Linked DNA regions of Mus musculus: regions 1 and 2 are each linked to region 3. The links are chromatin loops, found by intact Hi-C in ENCODE. Cell type or tissue: left cerebral cortex. All regions are shown on one strand. Region 1 has its middle 63 kb from the start of Gm36618. Region 2 has its middle 20 kb from the start of Mir7648. Region 3 has its middle 13 kb from the start of Gm36618.

Region 1 (2,500 bases), 76 kb after region 3:
TTTAGCCACACAATTATTAAAATGAGGGAGAAACAAGGAAAATTTTCTAGTATGAAAACTGGTACCAGTGAAGGGAAGCCGGATGCTAAGCTGAGAAAGGGCATTACATGAAAACATAAAGGCTCTGCTAGTTAGTAACTAATCACCTTCAAAAACAGATGCCACTGGGAGGAATGTGTCTGCAGGATAGACAGCCTAAAAGGACCCAAGCCCTTAGGTTCATTTTTGTGTTTTTTTTTTTTAAATGCTGTCAATTTTAGGAATTGCTTTGTGAAAGTATAGTGTAATTCATCCATTTAAGTGTAATAGACTGATTTTCTGGTAATGATAAGTATAAAGGATGTCTTGATTATGTATCCCCAAACAAATCTGTGAAAGAGGCAGGTGATAAGTTGCATGCATCACCAACATTACTAGATTAGATCCAATTATTTTGTAAACATAGTCATACTACATGCGCAGTGGGGTGAAAATCAGCTATCTCTTTCTCTTTTCTTCTACACACGGGTAGGTGGCATCTGGCAGTATCCAGACTTAGAAAACTGTGGGTGTTTTGAAATGTGATGAAAGTTGGAGATGTTGTCTTGCTAAGTCTGGCTTGTATGACAAATGTTATCTACTGAGCCATCTCCGGGGAAGGCTTCAGTAGACACTAAGCAGGGTACTGTGTACTAGAAGTATCTTCTCCCTTTCTTCTGTTTGCCTTTCCCATCTTAATGGAGACATGGGTGAAAAAGAATTCTCATTTTTAACTTAACAGCATTTTTCCCATTTTCGTTTGCACTTTTGGGCCAGATCAAGAATGAGTTTCGGCTTAACCAATAGTTTTAAATTAAGGTGCAAGGTTTGCACAGTAAAAGTTGGCATATGAAAAAAAAAAGTTGGCATATGTGGAAATTCACTCATCTTGAGGCAACTAGGTTTTGGGACACAGGGCTTAGCATTACTGTACACAGCCACCGAGCCAACCTCAACAAGACTGGATTTAAATTCTCATTTTGCCACTTAGAAATCTCTTTTCTGCTTCAATTTTCCCATCTGAAAATAGAAACGTAGGTTTGATGAAAGCTCTAAGTGATCTACTGCAGGTAAACTCTTAGTGAAATGTCAGACACATGGAATGCACCTTGTATATGTTTTTGCTGTGCTTCTTGCAGTTTAATTTTCTCGATAGAGGCGTAATCATGCCCTAAGTCATGCCTTGGATTTCAAGTCTGTGGAGATAAAAATTGCTACATGAAAATCAATCTTGAAGATGGTTACAATGCCATTAGTTTCTTTGAAAACTAGCAAGGTCACAGTCTTTTCATGCCAATTTCTAAGCACTAGAAACTTTAAAAAGTCATTGCCTCATTTGATCTTAATAACAATGAAAAGACATGAGGTGCATGCTATTCTATATTCATTTCTTAGAGAGGTGGGCCCTTCCATTAAGTTTGGCAAATAAGTCCTCAGAGTAAGCGCATGCTATAAAAAGTGATGTTTGATGAGTCAAGCTCACTGACATGGAAATGTATAAATTCATCCTGTGGGGAAAGAAGGTACCAAATTTACAGGGGAAGAATCACTTTGATATAAAAATACCACCTCTACATGTACACACTTCATGAGGTGATGTCCAGATAAAAGCATATATTTAATATCTCATACATTTATACATTTTCATAGAAAAATTTAGAAAAATGTTAAGTGTGAACAGTGGACATATGCATAAATATGCATGTGTGTGAAATTTTATAAAGTTGGTTTTCCTCTAAGAAAATCTTTGGGAAATTGTTGTTTTTCCTGAAATGAAATTTCAAGTCACGCTAAATGTTTTTTTTTTTTTTTTGGAATATGTTTATTGGAGGTGTGATAAGGTGTGGGAGTATGGGTCCCATGCTGAGGCATCCTTTCTCCCTGAGGTACCAGCCACATGAGGGTATAGTATATGATAGCATTTGTTCCGAGCATGGGGAGGGGAGTTAAGAGGGTAGGGGAGAGAGAGAGAGAGAGAGAGAGAGAGAGAGAGAGAGAGAGAAATAGAGGAGGAGAGAGAGGCTGGCCATGAGCACTTGGAGAGAAAGGGAGGAGGGGGAATGCTAAATGTTATTAATTAGAGTTTGAATATTTAATAATATATGGACTATTTTTTTATAAAAAATAATATAACTTAAACATACCAATAACTCCCTAAAGACTACAAAATCCTTAATGAATATTGCAACATAACCAGGACTAGCAGGCTAAAGGGGAAGAATCCTGGCACGGGTATCACATATTTCCTCAGGGATTCAATCTTTGAAGTATCAGTCACTGGGTAGTGGATGTTGTGGTAGATGACAAATAAAATGTTGAGCAAAGTAGAACAGTGTCTGATAGTCCTAACGCACAAAAAGCTTTGGTGAGCCATTCCCAGGACCTAATGGAATCTCATGCTCCATTTGCCTGTGTGTGTTCTGAGTGTGACTCAGGGGAGGCAGTGGAAGGAACAGAATGGTAAGGAAAGCCATCACACAAA
Region 2 (2,500 bases), 690 kb after region 3:
TAAAAGGCATCTTGGCAAGTCGGCATGTAGTGGGAATAAACAGAGGGTTAAGTGGCAGGGAGGTTGAATACTGGGTACTTTTACAATGCATTCATTCATTCATTCATTCATTCAATCATTCATTCATTGTATAGGCAATAAGTCACACGATCATTCACAGAATGACACTTATTAAAATATCTGCACCATGTCCCCTGCCCCGCTTTGCAGTCATTCTTGCTACTCCAACTACTCCACTGCAACCCACATCCATCCATGTTTCTTTACATGTTGCAAAAATAGTTGTGTGGTTTGGGGTTGTGTGTGTGTGTGTCTGTCTGTGTATGCATGTGTGTGTATGCAGGCATGCATGCATGTATGTTGTTTAGTTTGCTTTCTCAAATATGGCTTTGCTGTAAGAGCAGTTTGTAGTGTTGGAGACACAGTTATTTGCAATAAGCATAAGTAGCTGGGTCTGATTCATTCACAAGGTTATTGCTCTTCTGAGGAGGAAATTAAATCCCGCCTAGCAATTTTAATTTTAAAGTAAATTGTGGTGTGGTGCCACAGTCCTGACCCTGAACAATAATCTCATTTCATAGTCTTGGAACATTCTGGAGCATCTGGTGTCCTTACTAGTTCCCAAAAGCCATATCATAAAAGTGCTTAAAAAAAAAAAAAACCAAACAAACAACTTCTTGAATTCTATTAAATTTCTGGAGGAACTTGTCTCCTTTGCTTTGGTTTCTTCTTTGTTTTTAATTAAAAACGAGAGGAAAGAACAAGTAGCCAAGATTTTAAAATTAAATGGTAAGCATGAGCAGAAGTTACGTAGGCCTAACTTCCGTCTACCCACGGACTGAGACAGGCAGCGCTGAGCCCCCTTCTGTTCCTGTGGAGCATGTGAGTCCTGGAGATACAGTGACTAAGATCAGGTTCCTATGCTTTCATGTCTATATTTCAGTTTCTGGCACATTCCATTGTACCAGCCAGGGTTTTCTATCCTCTACAACTTCCCCACTCCTATGCATTTGCCCTTTAACCTTCCTCAGAATCACAGCCATCTTTGTTGTGCAAGTGTCCAGTGCCACCAACACTTCCTTAAACTAGTTCTAAGCCTTGCTCTTTATATAATAAAACTGCAGATCCTGCATTACCCAACCCCTTTGCTTCTTAGCAAAAACATATAAGAGATTAAAAATACAGTGCAATATTCTAAAGACTATGAAAGCCTTAACAAAATAACATATGGCATCAGTTATCTTTCAAGTCAGCAAAATTTAGTACTCAGTATTTGCAGATTCTTGCTGATGCCACAGACTCCAGGCACAAGGATGTCTATGACCAGCCCCAAATACAGCCTCTCCTTAAGTTAACACAGGTTTTTCTTTACAAAATCACTCACGTATTTATAGAACATGGGTAGATATGCATGTTTTTTTTTTTACTTCATCATTGTTCTATGATCAGGCTAATTAATAAGAAGAATAAGTCAGAAACACCACAAAAGAAAACAATTGGCAATAGTCTATCAACACAAGAATGAGCTAAGATTTTTGGAATCACCAAAGGTCAGAGAAAGTAATAAAATAACTCGGGGCATTATAAACCAGTGACATGTCAAATTCTGCTTCATTTTGGAAATCAATAAAAGATGTCAACAGTGCTTTTCCCTTCATAGTCAAAAGAGGAAAAAATAGTAGGCTTTGTGTACTTGTCAGATAATAAACTCTGAAGGCAACTCCCTGCCAACCACGAGGTCTACATATGAATTAGATTCTTCCAGGTAATTGCTTACAAAAATATAGCCTATGGTTAGAATCAATAAACAACCTATTAGCAAAACCACTATCAATTCCTTGAAAGAAAATAGATCAATACCATCAAATTCTATATTCTTATCCTTGAACATAAATCATATAATTATACTGTAGACACACAGAACATCTACACAATGCATTAATAAACAATAGAGGGGCCTAGCAAACACAGAAGTGGATGCTCACAGTCAGCTATTGAATGGATCACAGGGCCCCCAATGGAGGAGCTAGAGAAAGTACCCAAGGAACTAAAGGGAACTGCAACCCTATAGGTAGAACAACAATATGAACTAACCAGTACCCCGGAGCTCTTGTATCTAGCTGCATATGTATCAAAAGATGGCCTAGTCGGCCATCACTGGAAAGAGAGGCCCATTGGACTTGCAAACTTTATATGCCCCAGTACAGGGGAACGCCAGGGCCAAAAAGGGGGCGTGGGTGGGTAGGGGAGTGGGGGGGTGGGTATGGGGGACTTTTGGGATAGCATTGGAAATGTAAATGAGGAAAATACCTAATAAAAAATAAACAATAGAAACGTTGTGTGTAAATCTTAGAGAAAGAAAATTAATAAGCAGTACCATTCAGAAGATTTCCTATGGTTGAGGTGGGCATATCTCTCTCTCCCTTTGTAATTCTTTACTGATTGTCATGGTTTGTTTATTCTTGGACCAGGAAGTGGCACCATTTGGAGGTGTGGCCTT
Region 3 (2,500 bases):
AACCTTATTATAACTTAGATTTCCCACATAAAATCACCTTTTAAACCTAAGCTAACTGCATAACTTTAATCTTGAAAAAAAAAAAACCCACCAGTGTCAATTGAGAAAAAGAACATTTTTCGTGGCCAATAATGTAAAAACATGTTCCCCAAAAGTTTACAGTTTACTTAGAAACCTTACTCATTGGTAAAAAACAATTTCACTCTCCTCTGAAATCTCAAGTGTCTGCATTAAATAACATAAACGTATAATACTAAGGACAAAACTACAGCTTGCTTTCCAGATGAATCTGCTGAGAGCATCCAGGGTTGATACCCATGGGCTCAGAAAACAAGTCACTGCTGCTGAGGGTTCCGGTGGTAGCTTCTCTCCTGCTGCTCTCCCGTGCTTCATGCTCGCAGTGGAATTGCAGAGCAGGGAATCCAACTCTTTTAACAGAACTCAAAGTGGTTTTTGGGTAATGACAAAAAAAAAAAAGAAAAGGAATTAATAGGACATTTATCTACTTTGCCAAGCTTGCCCCAATTTTGTTTTTTAATAGATACACAAATTCAAGGTCAGCATAAACTTCTACCTGTTTAAGAGTTTTAGCTTAGAGAAAGTACCCAAGGAGCTGAAGGAGTCTGCAACCCTATAGGTGGAACAACAATATGAACAAACCAGTGCCCCCAGAGCTCATATCTCTAGCTGCATATGTAGCAGAAGATGGCCTAGTCAGCCATCCCTGGGAAGAGAGGCCCCTTGGTATTGTAAACTTTATATGCCTCAGTACAGGGGAATGCCAGGGCCAAGAAGTGGGAGTGGGTGGGTAGGGGAGAGGGGGAGGGTATGGGGGACTTTTGGGATAGCATTTGAAATGTATATAAAGAAAATATCTAATTAAAAAAAAGTTTTAGCCTAAGAAACCAACTTTTGACATGTGTAGTGGGTTTACTGATGTTTTGTGTGGGCTCTTTAGTTGAGCACATTTCAGTCCACCAGTATAATTGACCTGGAGTGCCTTGGATGCTCTTTGGATGCTCTTTGGATGCTGGGACAGGCAAAGCTGTCAGCAACTGGAGCAACTTACTCTATAGCATGAGTTAACATAGGGGGGGATATTGTGGGGAAATAGCATGATCATTGGGACGGCCTGATCTTTCAGTTGGTGGATTCTAGAGAGCTGATTTCTCTTGGGCTGATTCTTACCTATAAAGAAGACTTTTAAAGAAACATTTTCAGGAACACTTTTCAGCAATTCCACCAGGGGGCAGTGAAGGCCCCTGCAATGTTGGTGACTGAAGCTAGAAAATTCATAGTCCTGTTTTTGTTTTTGTTTTGGTTGGTTTGTTTACTTGTTTTTGGTTTTGTTTTTTTTTTAAAACTTGAGTAGGTGTGTGGGAGGAACATTAATGTATCAAGATTTCCCACAGATGTTAGGGCATATTAGGAACCAAGTTTCAGCAGAGGACAGGATGGCTAAATGGCATGAGTACAGCAAAGTGACGATGTTGAAACCAGCTGTTGCACTTGGTTAAATTGAATAGCAGTTTGAGCTGTTGGTTGAATGGACAGTTCACGATTCTTGATGTTTCTCTCCAGCTGCCTCAAGATATGGAAAGACTTCGCTTTGACAGAGGTACTTATCAGTGATGGTTTGTATATGCTTGGCCCAGGGAGTAGCAGGATTAGAAAGTGTGGCCCTGTTGGAGTAGATGTGTCACTATGGGTGTGGACTAGAAGACTCTCATCCTAGCTGCATGGAAGCCAGTATTCTGCTAGCAGCCTTCAGATAAAGATGTAAAACTCTCAACGCCTCCTGCACCATGCCTGCCTGGATGCTACCACGTTCCTGCCTTGATGATGATGGACTGAACCTCTGAACCTGTAAGCCAGCCCCAATTAAATGTTGTCCTCTCAAGAGTTGCCTTGGTCATGGTGTCTGTTCACAGCAGCAAAACCCTAAGACACCGTCCCATGAAAGTACAGAGGCAAGATTTCTGTAATGAATGGCACTGGGCAGGATAACTTATGAAGAACTCAAGACTTTTACTGAATTCTGGTCATTGATTTATGTTAACTAGTCAGGGAGACTTGACTGCAAGAAGAATGGAATTGAGTTTCTGCTGAGGCATCTGCTTTCCTAATGGCATCTGGCCCTTAGTAACACTGAAAGAAGCTGGGTGATATGGCCAAGAACAAAATAAATAAACAAACAAACAAAACCCCAAAACATGCTGTCTGCCCAGGTGAAGCCAGGACCAAAGCCCACTCTATTCTGCCCTTTACCCATGCTCTTCCAGTTGCAATTCTGTGGGATTTTGATGAAGTCCTTTGAACTGTCAAGCCAATGTCCTAAACGATTTGGATAACTTTCTTGTTGATTCTTAGGGAGGAACAAAGTAAGGCAGGCTTCAATTTTTTGCAGGTAAGGTCTCTGACATAGCCAAGAATAAGGCTCAGCTAGCTGTGCCAACCACCAATCAAATACTCAGGATTGACCATATCTGAGAGAGAAAGA

What was found. A loop is a pair of places that touch in the nucleus more often than their neighbours do. Peaks named below come from ENCODE experiments on the same cell type or tissue, not always from the same donor. Only the 100,000 strongest peaks of a DNase experiment are listed, where the experiment ranks them.
Region 1: a loop joins it to region 3, with 2.7 times the contacts of the local background. A loop is called at or near these places in 4 of 42 quality-filtered maps.
Region 2: a loop joins it to region 3, with 7 times the contacts of the local background. A loop is called at or near these places in 20 of 42 quality-filtered maps.

The regions. Positions count from the first base shown.
Region 1 is chr15:90,852,053-90,854,552 of GRCm38, reverse strand. No RefSeq gene overlaps it. Among named protein-coding and RNA genes, the nearest start is that of Gm36618, 63 kb to the left of the region's middle. In left cerebral cortex, no CTCF peak of the experiment used is centred here; DNase peaks (open chromatin) are centred at 940 and 1,467; H3K27ac peaks cover 498 bases.
Region 2 is chr15:90,242,642-90,245,141 of GRCm38, reverse strand. No RefSeq gene overlaps it. Among named protein-coding and RNA genes, the nearest start is that of Mir7648, 20 kb to the right of the region's middle. In left cerebral cortex, no CTCF peak of the experiment used is centred here; DNase peaks (open chromatin) are centred at 862 and 1,243; H3K27ac peaks cover 1,527 bases.
Region 3 is chr15:90,927,997-90,930,496 of GRCm38, reverse strand. No RefSeq gene overlaps it. Among named protein-coding and RNA genes, the nearest start is that of Gm36618, 13 kb to the right of the region's middle. In left cerebral cortex, a CTCF peak has its summit at 1,245 (motif pointing right); a DNase peak (open chromatin) is centred at 1,227.